Regions from separate parts of the Mus musculus genome. Here region 1 is linked to region 2. A link is a loop called in an ENCODE intact Hi-C map of the cell type or tissue named here. Cell type or tissue: heart. All regions are shown on one strand. Each heading gives the region's core, and the rest is flanking DNA. Links, peaks and the distances in the headings are about the cores only. Region 1 holds the start of Psmd4 (proteasome (prosome, macropain) 26S subunit, non-ATPase, 4). Region 2 holds the start of Tnfaip8l2 (tumor necrosis factor, alpha-induced protein 8-like 2).

What was found. Hi-C counts contacts between places; a loop is a spot of excess contacts. Peaks named below come from ENCODE experiments on the same cell type or tissue, not always from the same donor. Only the 100,000 strongest peaks of a DNase experiment are listed, where the experiment ranks them.
Region 1: it touches region 2 in a loop (2.2-fold over the local background); 5 of 42 quality-filtered maps call a loop at or near these places.

Annotation. Positions count from the first base shown.
Region 1 is chr3:95,040,035-95,045,408 of GRCm38, forward strand. Psmd4 (proteasome (prosome, macropain) 26S subunit, non-ATPase, 4) reads right to left here and starts at 2,580. Exons shown (of 10, transcript NM_008951.2): 1 at 2,474-2,580. The coding sequence starts at 2,499. In heart, for the core only: no CTCF peak of the experiment used is centred there; a DNase peak (open chromatin) is centred at 2,597; H3K4me3 peaks cover 1,834 bases; H3K27ac peaks cover 1,488 bases.
Region 2 is chr3:95,140,247-95,145,620 of GRCm38, forward strand. It overlaps Tnfaip8l2 (tumor necrosis factor, alpha-induced protein 8-like 2), which reads right to left and starts at 2,108. Exons shown (of 2, transcript NM_027206.3): 1 at 2,069-2,108; 2 at 1-350. The coding sequence starts at 304. It also overlaps the pseudogene Gm9169. In heart, for the core only: a CTCF peak has its summit at 2,564 (motif pointing right); DNase peaks (open chromatin) are centred at 1,425, 2,135 and 2,565; H3K4me3 peaks cover 42 bases; H3K27me3 peaks cover 335 bases.

The DNA.
Region 1 (5,374 bases), core at 167-5,166, 100 kb before region 2:
CTGGCTGTCCTGGAACTCACTCTGTAGACCAGGCTGGCCTCAACTCAGAAATCCACCTGCCTCTGCCTCCCGAGTGCTGGGATTAAAGGTGTGTGCCACCATGCCTGGCTTTTTTTTGTTTTTTGTTTTTTTTAAACAGGACCTCAATATGCATTCCAAGTTGGCCTTGAACTCATGATCCTTCTGTCTCAACCATCCAGTGTTCTCAACAGGTGTGTACCACATCTGGCCAGATCAATATTCTTAAATCAGTGTCAGTCTGTACAAAGGTCTGACTCCATCACCCTCAGAATCTTCTCACTGGGGTATAGAACAGAGTTCAAGCTCTTCAGTCATTTCTTTCTACAGTGACTCCTCCCACCTTACAACAATCTATGTTAAGGTTCACTCTGGTCTATTTCCCAAACACGGGACTCTTACTTCAGCAACTTTGTAATGACCTCTCCTCAACATGTCTTTTTACAGCTCTTAAATTCTGAGGATTCCCCAAACACCATGCCGCTACAGAGCTCTATACTTTACAGAGCACCATCACATATGGCTTACCTGCTTGTACTATGAGACACAGAGAAGTTACTACAATTCTCCAACAATATGCAAAATGTAAGTGAGAGCCAGGGAACTGTTTGGATTCTAAATCCATCTTCTATTTTAACATACTCTATCCCAGAAGTGAAAGCAAACTTAGAAAACAAAAATAGGGCTGGTGAGATGGCTCAGTGGGTAAGAGCACCCGACTGCTCTTCCGAAGGTCCAGAGTTCAAATCCCAGCAACCACATGGTGGCTCACAACCATCCGTAACAAGATCTGACTCCCTCTTCTGGTGTGTCTGAAGACAGCTACAGTGTATTTACATATAATAAATAAATAAATCTAAAAAAAAAAAAAAAAATTAAAAAAAAAAAAAACAAAAATATAGGACTTAAAAGTTAAATTTTAATTTCAGATGAATAATGAGTAACTTTCGAGATTTATATTTATTGTTTTTAGGTGTGTGTGCGGGCACCTACAGAGATCAAAGGCACTGATCTTCTGGTCCTGTCAAGAAGGCAGCAGCGAGGGGCGTGGTGGCGCACACCTTTAATCCCAGCGCTCGGGAGGCAGAGGCAGGCGGATTTCTGAGTTCGAGGCCAGCCTGGTCTACAAAGTGAGCTCCAGGACAGCCAGGGCTACACAGAGAAACCCTGTCTCGAAAAACCAAAAAAAAAAAAAAAAAAAAAGAAGGCAGCAGCAAACAACATGGGTGCTTGGAACCAAACTCTGTGCTCTTACCCACCCAACCATCTCACCACCCTCAACAAGTAACTATTTTGTTGTTGTTTTTGTTTTATTTTACCACCTTTTGAGACAGGGCTTCTCTGCATGTCCTAGAACTTGCTCTATAGACCAGGCTGGCCTCAACCCCTAAGAGATCCACCTGCCTCTGCTGCCCAAGTGCTGGGATTAAAGGTGTGTGCCACTACTGCCCGGCCCCAACAAGTAACTTGTAAGAGCAATATTTGGGTTGGACTTAAAATTCCCTTTCATACTAAAAAATCACTCATGATTTGCTTGAAATTCAAATTTAACTGGGCATTCTGGTAGTCTTATTTTGAGACAGAACCTTGCTAGGTAGTCCTGATCATGAAAACTCCCTGTCTCATCCTCCAAGTGCAGGAAACCAAGCTTAAGCCATCCTGCATTTAGGTGGCAGTGCTAGCCAATCTCCAAATGAAAACATGGGCCTAGTGACTCAAGTTTTTAATCCTACATACTCATTCCAAGTTCAAGGCCAACCTGTGCATCTTCTCAAATAGCGACTTCAAAGCCAGTCTGAGCTACAGTGTCAAAGCTCCATCTAAAACAATAATGATGACAAATAATAAATGCAATCCAGGTGTGTGATGAGGCTCATTGGTAGAGCACGTTCCCAGCGTTCACAATGCTCTGGATTCAATTCCCAGAAAACACAAAACAAAGTCCTCTTGTAGCCCTGAAAAAAAATATGTTCTCAGCTTTCTATTTATTTTCTTGTCCTCAGTTTCTAATCTAACTCTTAATAGGTACTCATCCCAAGTATAAACCTGATAAAACCTAGTTCATCCTGCTTATCACGGCCTCTTAATTTGCTGTGTGACTACAGCGGATCCCCTAAAGTCCTTCCGACTCATTATGAGACAAGGACTATTTTCCAAGAATGCGGTTGTGAGGTTTACATGCGATAAAGTACAGAGAAAAGAAAAACTTGGAGGCGAGTGGAGGGGGCAGTTGGCCTCTGCTTTATGGGAGACCTGAAATTCAGGGAAGGGAACAGGAGTTCCCGGGCCTGCGTTCCTGGGCCGGGATGACTCAGGGAGTCGTCTGCCAGAGTCCCGCGGGCCCCGAAGCCACATCTCGCCCGGCGACCCAGTCCCCAGCCCAGGCCCTCGGGTTTCGGCGCCACGCGCACCAACAACCCAGACGCGCCCCCCAGCCACGTCCGAAGCTCCTCACCAAACCATAGTGCTCTCCAACACCATCTTGCCTCCTTCCCTCTGCGGACCGGCTCCGGGACTGACAAACAACAGCACCTCCGATTGGCCTGGTGCTCATCACCAATCAAAGAACTCAGTCTTCATGCTGCCCCGCCTCCGCGCCCCGCGGTGTGTTCTGGGACTTGTAGGCGCCACAGAAATGGAAAGGTTGGTTATCCAATAGAGTTGGCTACCTTCGCAGCAGCTTCCGGAACAGCTGTAAGCTCTCTGCACTCGCCTGGCAGCAACACTCCAGTGTGAGGCAGGAGAGCTGTAATTTACCCCCTCTTCTGCTCTCTTTCTTTTGTATATTTGGGTTTTTGATTTGTTTTTGTTGTTACGGTTTGAAAAAGGATGACAGCAATTCGCTGTGGAGCTCAGGCTAATAAACTCTATTGCTTCACCTCCCAGTGCTGTTTACAAGGGGCACACTCATGCTAAGATCTGAACTGCAATTTCCAGGCCAACGTGGGCAACATAGCTACTACGTAGTGACACTGCCTCGAACACATAACAGACACTCATGAGTGCATACACTACTGTGGATATGTCAGTCCAAGCATAATCACTTAAAAAGTGTGTCAGCATCGTTAACCACATTTTAACTTCCTGTTTCCCATTGCACTGTGTTTATGCAACTGCTACAAACACTTGTATCCTCAAATTCGATTTACCTATCTACTGCCTACCAAAAAAAAAAAAAAAAAAAATCTATGCAATTCCTAACTCCAGTATTGAGTCTGACAGGATGAAGGAATCCAGAAAAGTTTTGACCAATTAAAAAAAAAAAAACAAACCAAAAAAAATTTTTAAGCGTTTGTGTGTGTATTCAGGCCCTGCAGAGGCTGGAAGAGAATATCAAATCCGGAACTGGAGTTCCAGGCAGCTGTGAGCTGCCTGTCTTGAGTTCTGGGAACCGAACTCTGGTCCTCTAGGAAGAGCAGTAAGCGCTCTCTCATAAGCACTGAGTCATTTCCCCAGCCCGCAGTAAACACCATGTAATCACCCAAGGAACGAAGGATAGCCAGCAAGTTATTTTGGTTTGTTAATTAACCTTTAACACCAACCCTTGGGAAGCAGAGGCAGGCATCTGTGGGTTTTAGACCAGCCTGATCTATATAATGAGTTCCAGGGCAGCCAGGGTTATACACAATAAGACCTTTTCTGGGGGTCAAAGAAAAGAAGACCTGTTGGCACTTGCCTGCGATCCCACCTATATAATGGAATGATTACAAATTCATGGTCATCTTGGAAATTTAGTGAGAGAATTCTCAAAAATAAAAAGGGAGAAGGGCTTAAAAGATGTCTCATAGTTAAGAGTCCATCCTGTTTTAGTAGAGGAGTAGCATTCTGTTCCCACCATCCATATGGGGTGGCTAACAGCTGCTTACAATTCCAGCCCCAGGGGACTTGATGACTCCTTCCGGCCTCTGTGGTTATTCAAGTAAACACACACACACACACACACACACACACACACACACACACACCTACACACACCTACACATACACACAGCGAGAAAGAGAGAGAGAAACATATATACACACAGAGAGAACATACACAATACACACAGACACCTTAAAAAATAAGAACTTAAAAATGAACGAGTACCTGAGGAGGGCCTCAGTGGTCAGTGCTTGCTGAGCACAGCCAAGGCCCCAATTTCAACCCTTAGTAAAAATAAACAAACCCCAACACTACCAAAAAAAACCCCACAAAGTTCTGCCAGGCAATGGTGGTGAAGGCCTTTAATCCCAGTACTCAGAGGCAGAGGCAGGCCGATCTCTGAATTTGCTGCCAGCCTGGTCTACAGAGTGAGTCCAAGACAGCCAAGGCTACACAGAAAAACCCTGTCTCCAAAACCAAGACAACAACCACAAAATTCAAAATGCTTTGATTAATTAGTACCCCACAACCCAGGAAATACAATAGGAAATCCTGGTCCTGGTTTCTAGTTCTTGCAAATGCTTTATAGATTTTAATAAAGTATGCTTTAGCTAAACTTACTTATTTGTTCTGCTTTTAGGAGTACAGTTTTTCTGTCTTTAAAGGCTTTGCTTATTTTATAATTTTACATGTATGTGTATTTTCCTTCTTGTATGTACGTGTACCACATGCATGCAGTGTCTGCAGAGGTCCAGAGGGAATCAGAGTCTCTGAGACTGGAGTTACAGACCCTTGTGAACAGCCACATGGATGCTGGGACAGAACCTGGGTTCTCTGCAAGAGCAACAGGTGCTCTTAATCTTGAGCCAATTCTCAAGAAATATTTATGGGGGTGGGTATGGGGGACTTTTGGTATAGCATTGGAAATGTAAATGAGCTAAATTCCTAATAAAAAATGGAAAAAAAAAGAAATATTTATTTATTCCTCAGACCAGAAGAGGGCATCAGATCCTGTTATGGATAGTTGTGAGCCACCATGTGATTGCTGGGATCTGAACTCAGGACCTTCAGAAGAGCAGTCAGTGTTCCTAACCAGTAAGCCATCTCCCCAGCCCTTAATAACTTTTAATTTTCTTTAATTATCTGTATTGGCTGTGTGAGAGTATGAACATGTGGGTCCAGGCACCCTCAGACACCAGGTGTCAGTTCCCTTGGAGCTGGAGTTACAGGTGCTTCTAAGGTTCCATAGAGTGCTGGGAAGCAAACCTGGGTCTTCTACGTGAGCAGCAAGTACTCTGAACCATGGAGCCATTTGTCCAGCCCCTATTTATTTGTGAAGATGTATTTTGTGTGTGTGTGTGTGTGTGTGTGTGTGTGTGTGTGTGTGTGTGTGTGTGTATACACGTGCGCACACATGCGGTTGGGTATATATGTGTGTACCATATCCATGCAGCTGTCCAAGTACATATGTTGTGGAGGTCAAAAGACAACCTT
Region 2 (5,374 bases), core at 327-5,326:
GTGCGGTCATGGCGCCCTGCCGTAGCTTCTGACGAAATCGTGTAGCCAGAGCCAGCTCCCCAGGGCCAAAGCAGCCACTGCGGTGCAGCACAGCCACTTTAACCGCTACCTTGATGAGGTCTTTGATCACCCGCTGTGCCTTGGGCCGGCTGTGCGTGTATTCTTTGGACACGCGGTAAAGCTCGTCTAGCACCTCGCTGCTGGTCTCGTCGATAAAGAGATGCGCCACGGACCGACCAGCCATTTTACTCAGCAGCTTCTTCTCCGCTTGTAGTGCCAGACTCTTTGAGCTGAAGGACTCCATGGTGCTTGCGGTCGGTGTGTGATCAGTCACTGGAAGAGGCAACCGGCTAAATGAGAGAAAAGGAGAGAAATGGCTTTTCCTCATCTTCACCGCTCTGCCTGCTTTGTCTTCCCACTCCCCTGGGCCCCTCCATCCTGTAGGCTTTGCTTCTGCTTTTTCCCTTCCGTGCTGTAAACAAGACATTTGTGTCTCCAAAACAGCCGCGAGGAGCAGGGAGAGCCTGGCTGGAGGAGTGTGGGCATGGCTGGAGTCAGGGCAGTGGGCTATGCGGCGGCCGACCGACAGGGAATTTGCACAGCGCCCCTCTGTTTCCAGGCTTGAGATCCAAAGCTCATGTCAGTGGGGGTACCATAAAGTCTTAAAAGAAGTGAGAGATATAGGGTCTCCAGAATCTTAAATAGAACACTTGGCTTTTTTTTTTTTAAAGAACCTACTGTGTGCCAAGTGTTTGATATTAACTGTCTTGGTTTACCAACTTCATATGGGTGACAAGCCCTGTTTTACAGAGAGAAATCTCAGACTGAAGGACTCTTTTTTGTTGTTTTTGTTTTTTCAAGACAAAAGTTTCTCTGTATAACCCTGGCTGTCCTAGAACTCGCTCTGTAGACCAGGGTGGCCTTGAACTGAGATCTGCCTGCCTCTGCCTCCTAAGTGATGGGATTAAAGGCATGTGCCACCACCTCTGGGCAAAGCTAAGAGATCTTAAGCAACTTGGCCTAGTAAGTATGAAAACAGGCTTCAAGGAGTGGGACAACACTCTCAGACAACAGATGCTCACAGTCACCTATAACTTTAGCTCCAGGGAGACCCAACACCTCTGGCCTCTACTCACACATATACATAATAAATAACAGACACAAATTATGAGAAAAAATAGGCTACAAGTCAAATAACCCCTCCACATTCGCCCTCCAACAAGGAGGGCGCTCTTTTGAAGGGTGGCTGCGGCAGCAGGTAGTGGTCTCAGGCTGGCTAGGCTGAGCAGAGCGAGGCCTTCTTGGTGGTATATCCTGTGCCTACGGACAGGGTCTTCTCACCATGGGCCTTGACTGTGCTTCTTCTGGTTGTTTTGCTTCTTACTTCCCCCTCCCCGGCTCTGCAGGATGTGGCTGTGACCGCAATGAAGGAGCAACCTCACCCTCTCCCTCAAATGAAAATAGGAGTCCTCTCAGAGGGAGGACAGCCAGGGGGCTCTCTCCGGCAGCCGAATCACTCCAATGGGAACCTGCCATCTTGATTTGTTTCTGCCTTGCCCTGTGGATCTTTCACACTGGAGATGATTTTTCTATAGGGGCCCGCTTTCCTTCCCTACCTGCCCTCCTCTTACCCAGCTCTCTATTGCTCCCTTTGCCATCTCCAACTAGGTCCCCAGTCCTCCCAGGGTAGCTATGTCACTCGCTCTTTTTGTCCCAGCCTCTACGTGACCCTCATGAATCTCTAGCCTAGCAAAGGTTTCTTTCACTTTGCGTCACTGTACTTCCATGTCCGAAGATACTGTAGATCTCTAAATCTCTAGTCGTTACCCCATGTGCATCTCTGTCCCTCAGCTCTAGACTCAGCCACCATCCCAAGCCAGGTCTCACTCTCAGACAGCCTTGCCCCATCCACTAAATACACTAAAATGGTTCTGGGGAGAGAGGGGGAGACCCAAGAATTCTACAAGCGAGAGTTTCACAAGACAGAAAGAAAGGTGAAGGTGAAAGGGTCAGGATATCCTGTCAGTGTCACCCCGAAACCCACCCTCTGTCATTGCCAGACTCTCACCTGCCGTGTGCTGGGTGCCAGTCTGGCCTTGGATGTTTCTGAGAGCTCACAGAATGGAGAAGCTCCTAAGAGGCCCTTTGGTCTAGCCCCACCCCAGGCCCCGCCTATCTACTCTCCACCTCCGGTTCATCATCACTGTCACCAAGAAGTCCAGTGTCCCAAGAGCCACCTAGAAATAAGACAAAGGTCAAAAGGAATGGAATTCTGTAGGAAGCACCAACTCTGAAGTGGCAAGGACGGATTTACACACCTCCACCTAATAAAAGGTCTGCTTCTTTCTTGCTGCCTAATATTTTTGTGGTACTGAAAACCGTGCAGAGTCCAGATTTTAATGTGAGAGACAGTGAGGGAAGTACTGAAAGATCATCGAGTGGTGTAGTAGAACAGCATTATACAAGCATCTTCAGGCCCTAGAAGGTAAGATTGGCACAGACTGCCCCAGCCAGAGCAGGCAGGAGGTAGGTGCCAAGGTTAGGGCTGCTGAGCCATGCGTGACCAGCAGGTGTCAGCATCGAGCCAAAACGCTGGAGTACAGAGCTTAATAGCTTTAAAGGGCCTGATAAATGAGGGTAGACTCCAATGAGGCAAAACTACACCTTTAATCCCAGCATTCTGGAGGCAGAGACAATCCAATCTTTGAGTTCAAGGCCAGCCTGGTCTACAGAGTGAGCTCCAGGCCAGCCAGGGCTGCATAGTAAAATTCTTGTCTTGGAAAAACCACCCACAACTCCAGCTCCAGGAATTCCAGTGTTCTCTTCTGGCCTCCAGAGTCACCTGAATAAATCAGTACATGAACATACACTTGGGCACACACAGACACACAAATCTTTAAAGGAGTGAATTATATAGCTTTCTTCAGCACAGATTGAGAACCCAAAAAAAGGCCTTAGGATTCAGGGATTTAAAAACTGATTTGGGGGCTTCCAGAGACTGGAGTCAGCGACTCCATGGCTCAGTGACTCACTGATCTTCCAGATGTTCTGACTTTTATTCCCAGCACCTATATCTGGTGGTTCATAACCACTAGTTAGTTCCAGTGGATCTAATACCTTCTGGTCTCCTTGGATACCTACACACATGTAGAATACACATACATACAAACAATAAAAGTCTTTAAAAACATATTTAGTGTGTGCATGTGTGTAGACCAGAGAACAATTTATTTATTTATTTATTTCTCTCTCTCTTTCTTTCTTTCTTTCTTTCGGTTTTTTGAGACAGGGTTTCTCTGTATAGCCCTGACTGTCCTACTGTCCTGGAACTCACTCTGTAGACTAGGCTGGCCTCAAACTCAGAAATCTGCCTGCCTCTGCCTCCCAAGGGCTGGGATTAAAGGTGTGTGCCACCACGCCGGGCTTCAGAGAACAATTTCTGATGTCATCTTCAGGAACCTGGTCTGGTTCACTTTCTTTGAGGCATAGTTTCACTGGCCTGTCTCAGAGTTTCTATTGCCATGATGAACCACCATTCTTGGGGAGGAAAGGGTTTATTTTGCTTACACTTCCGTATTATAATCCATCATTGAAGGAAGTCAGGGCAGGAATTGGTGCAAAGGTCATAGAAGACAATGTTTATCACATTACTTTCTCAGCTTCTTTTCATATGGCACCCAGGACCACCAGCCCACGTGCCCACAGTGATCTGGTCCCTCCCATATTAGCCATCAACCAAAATAAAATAAAGCACCGCACCTGTATGTGGGGGTGCACACTTTTAGACCCAGCATTGGGGAGGTAGAGGAAGGCAGGTCTCTGTGAATTCAAGGTCAGTTTTAGTACTTAGTAAGTAATGAGCCATTGAGAGAACCTATCTCCTGGAACTCGCTCTGTAGACCAAGCTAGCCTCTGCCTCCTGAGTGCTAGGATTAAAGGTGTGTGCCATCATCTTCCTGCTAAACTTTTTTTCTTAAAAGTCCATGGAAATGAGAACTCGGAGGGGGCTCTGCGTTCTGGAGTGGCACTGCTTGGTCCGGTGGCTGGGTGAGGGCTGCTGGTGTCACGTTTGAGGAGAACTGCGAGTGTGTTTGGCATATCCCCGTCGGGATCCCAGCTACGATGAGTGCTGCCCGGGAGTCTCACCCACATGGGGTGATACGTTTAGCCTCCCCTGACGATGATCTTGGATCTAGCAATTGGGAGGCAGCAGACTTAGGCAATGAAGAAAGAAAACAAAAGTTCTTGAGACTTATGGGTGCAGGAAAGAAAGAACACACTGGTCGTCTTGTTATAGGAGATCACAAATCAACATCTCACTTCTGAACAGGGGAAGAAGACAAGAAAATTAATGAAGAGCTGGAGTCTCAGTACCAGCAGAGCATCGACAGCAAACTGACGGTATCGGCGGCACTGCGGACTCGGCTTCAGTGAGGTAGAAGATCATTATGGAGAAGATGATGTGGCTAGAGATGACGATGAAGACGACTCCCCTGATGCTGAGAGTCCAGATGACTCGGACAGTGACTCTGAGTCTGAGAAGGAGGAGTCTGCAGAAGAGCTTCATGCTGCTGAGCATCCTGACGACACAGAAGACCCGAAGAGCAAAAAAGATGCGAAGAGCAATTATAAGATGATGTTTGTCAAGTCCAGTGGCTCCTAACTACCAAACACCTAGTCTTTGTATTAAAAGTAAACCTTATTGTTATAATGCACAGTGGAGGACTGCTTATAGAGCACAGACCTCTGTATTATAATTTTTTTAAAAAGGCCCTTTTAAATAACTACAAAGAGTGTTTGCTTTCAAATGCCGTGGGTTACATTTCTCCAGGCATGACTATAACCATTTTTGTAAAGAGTCCGAGTTGTATAAAATGAGAAATAAATGCTGTACTCAGCTTCCCTTCATATTAGCATCATCTGCCCTCTCCCCGCCGTTTGCCTCTGTAGGTGCATTATGGGGGACACTTGTTTGTTTGTGGCAGCTCCTTCATCTTCATCTTTTGGTTTGTTCCTACTTTGCTCTTACATAATTCATCTGATACTGTGACGTGTTTCCTTGGTTATACTTTGTTAAAGTAGACCTGTCCATCATGGAGTTGGCTGCCACCAGCCCTGCTGCAGACCATCACTGACAGTCCATGCTTGTTTAGTCTTTGCTCGTGGACCAGAGCAAGCACAGGACACTTATGTGTGGACGTGCCCTGTCACATCATTCAAAGGTTGCAAACCCAAAATGTCTTTATATAAGTTGATTTTACTGTATGGTAAAGTTTTTGATAAAATTTGGCCAGTTTTTACAGAAGAAATTATTTCTCTGCTCATTTAGTCCTGTGTATTTAGAAATATGTAAAACTGGATTTTTTAAAAGGTA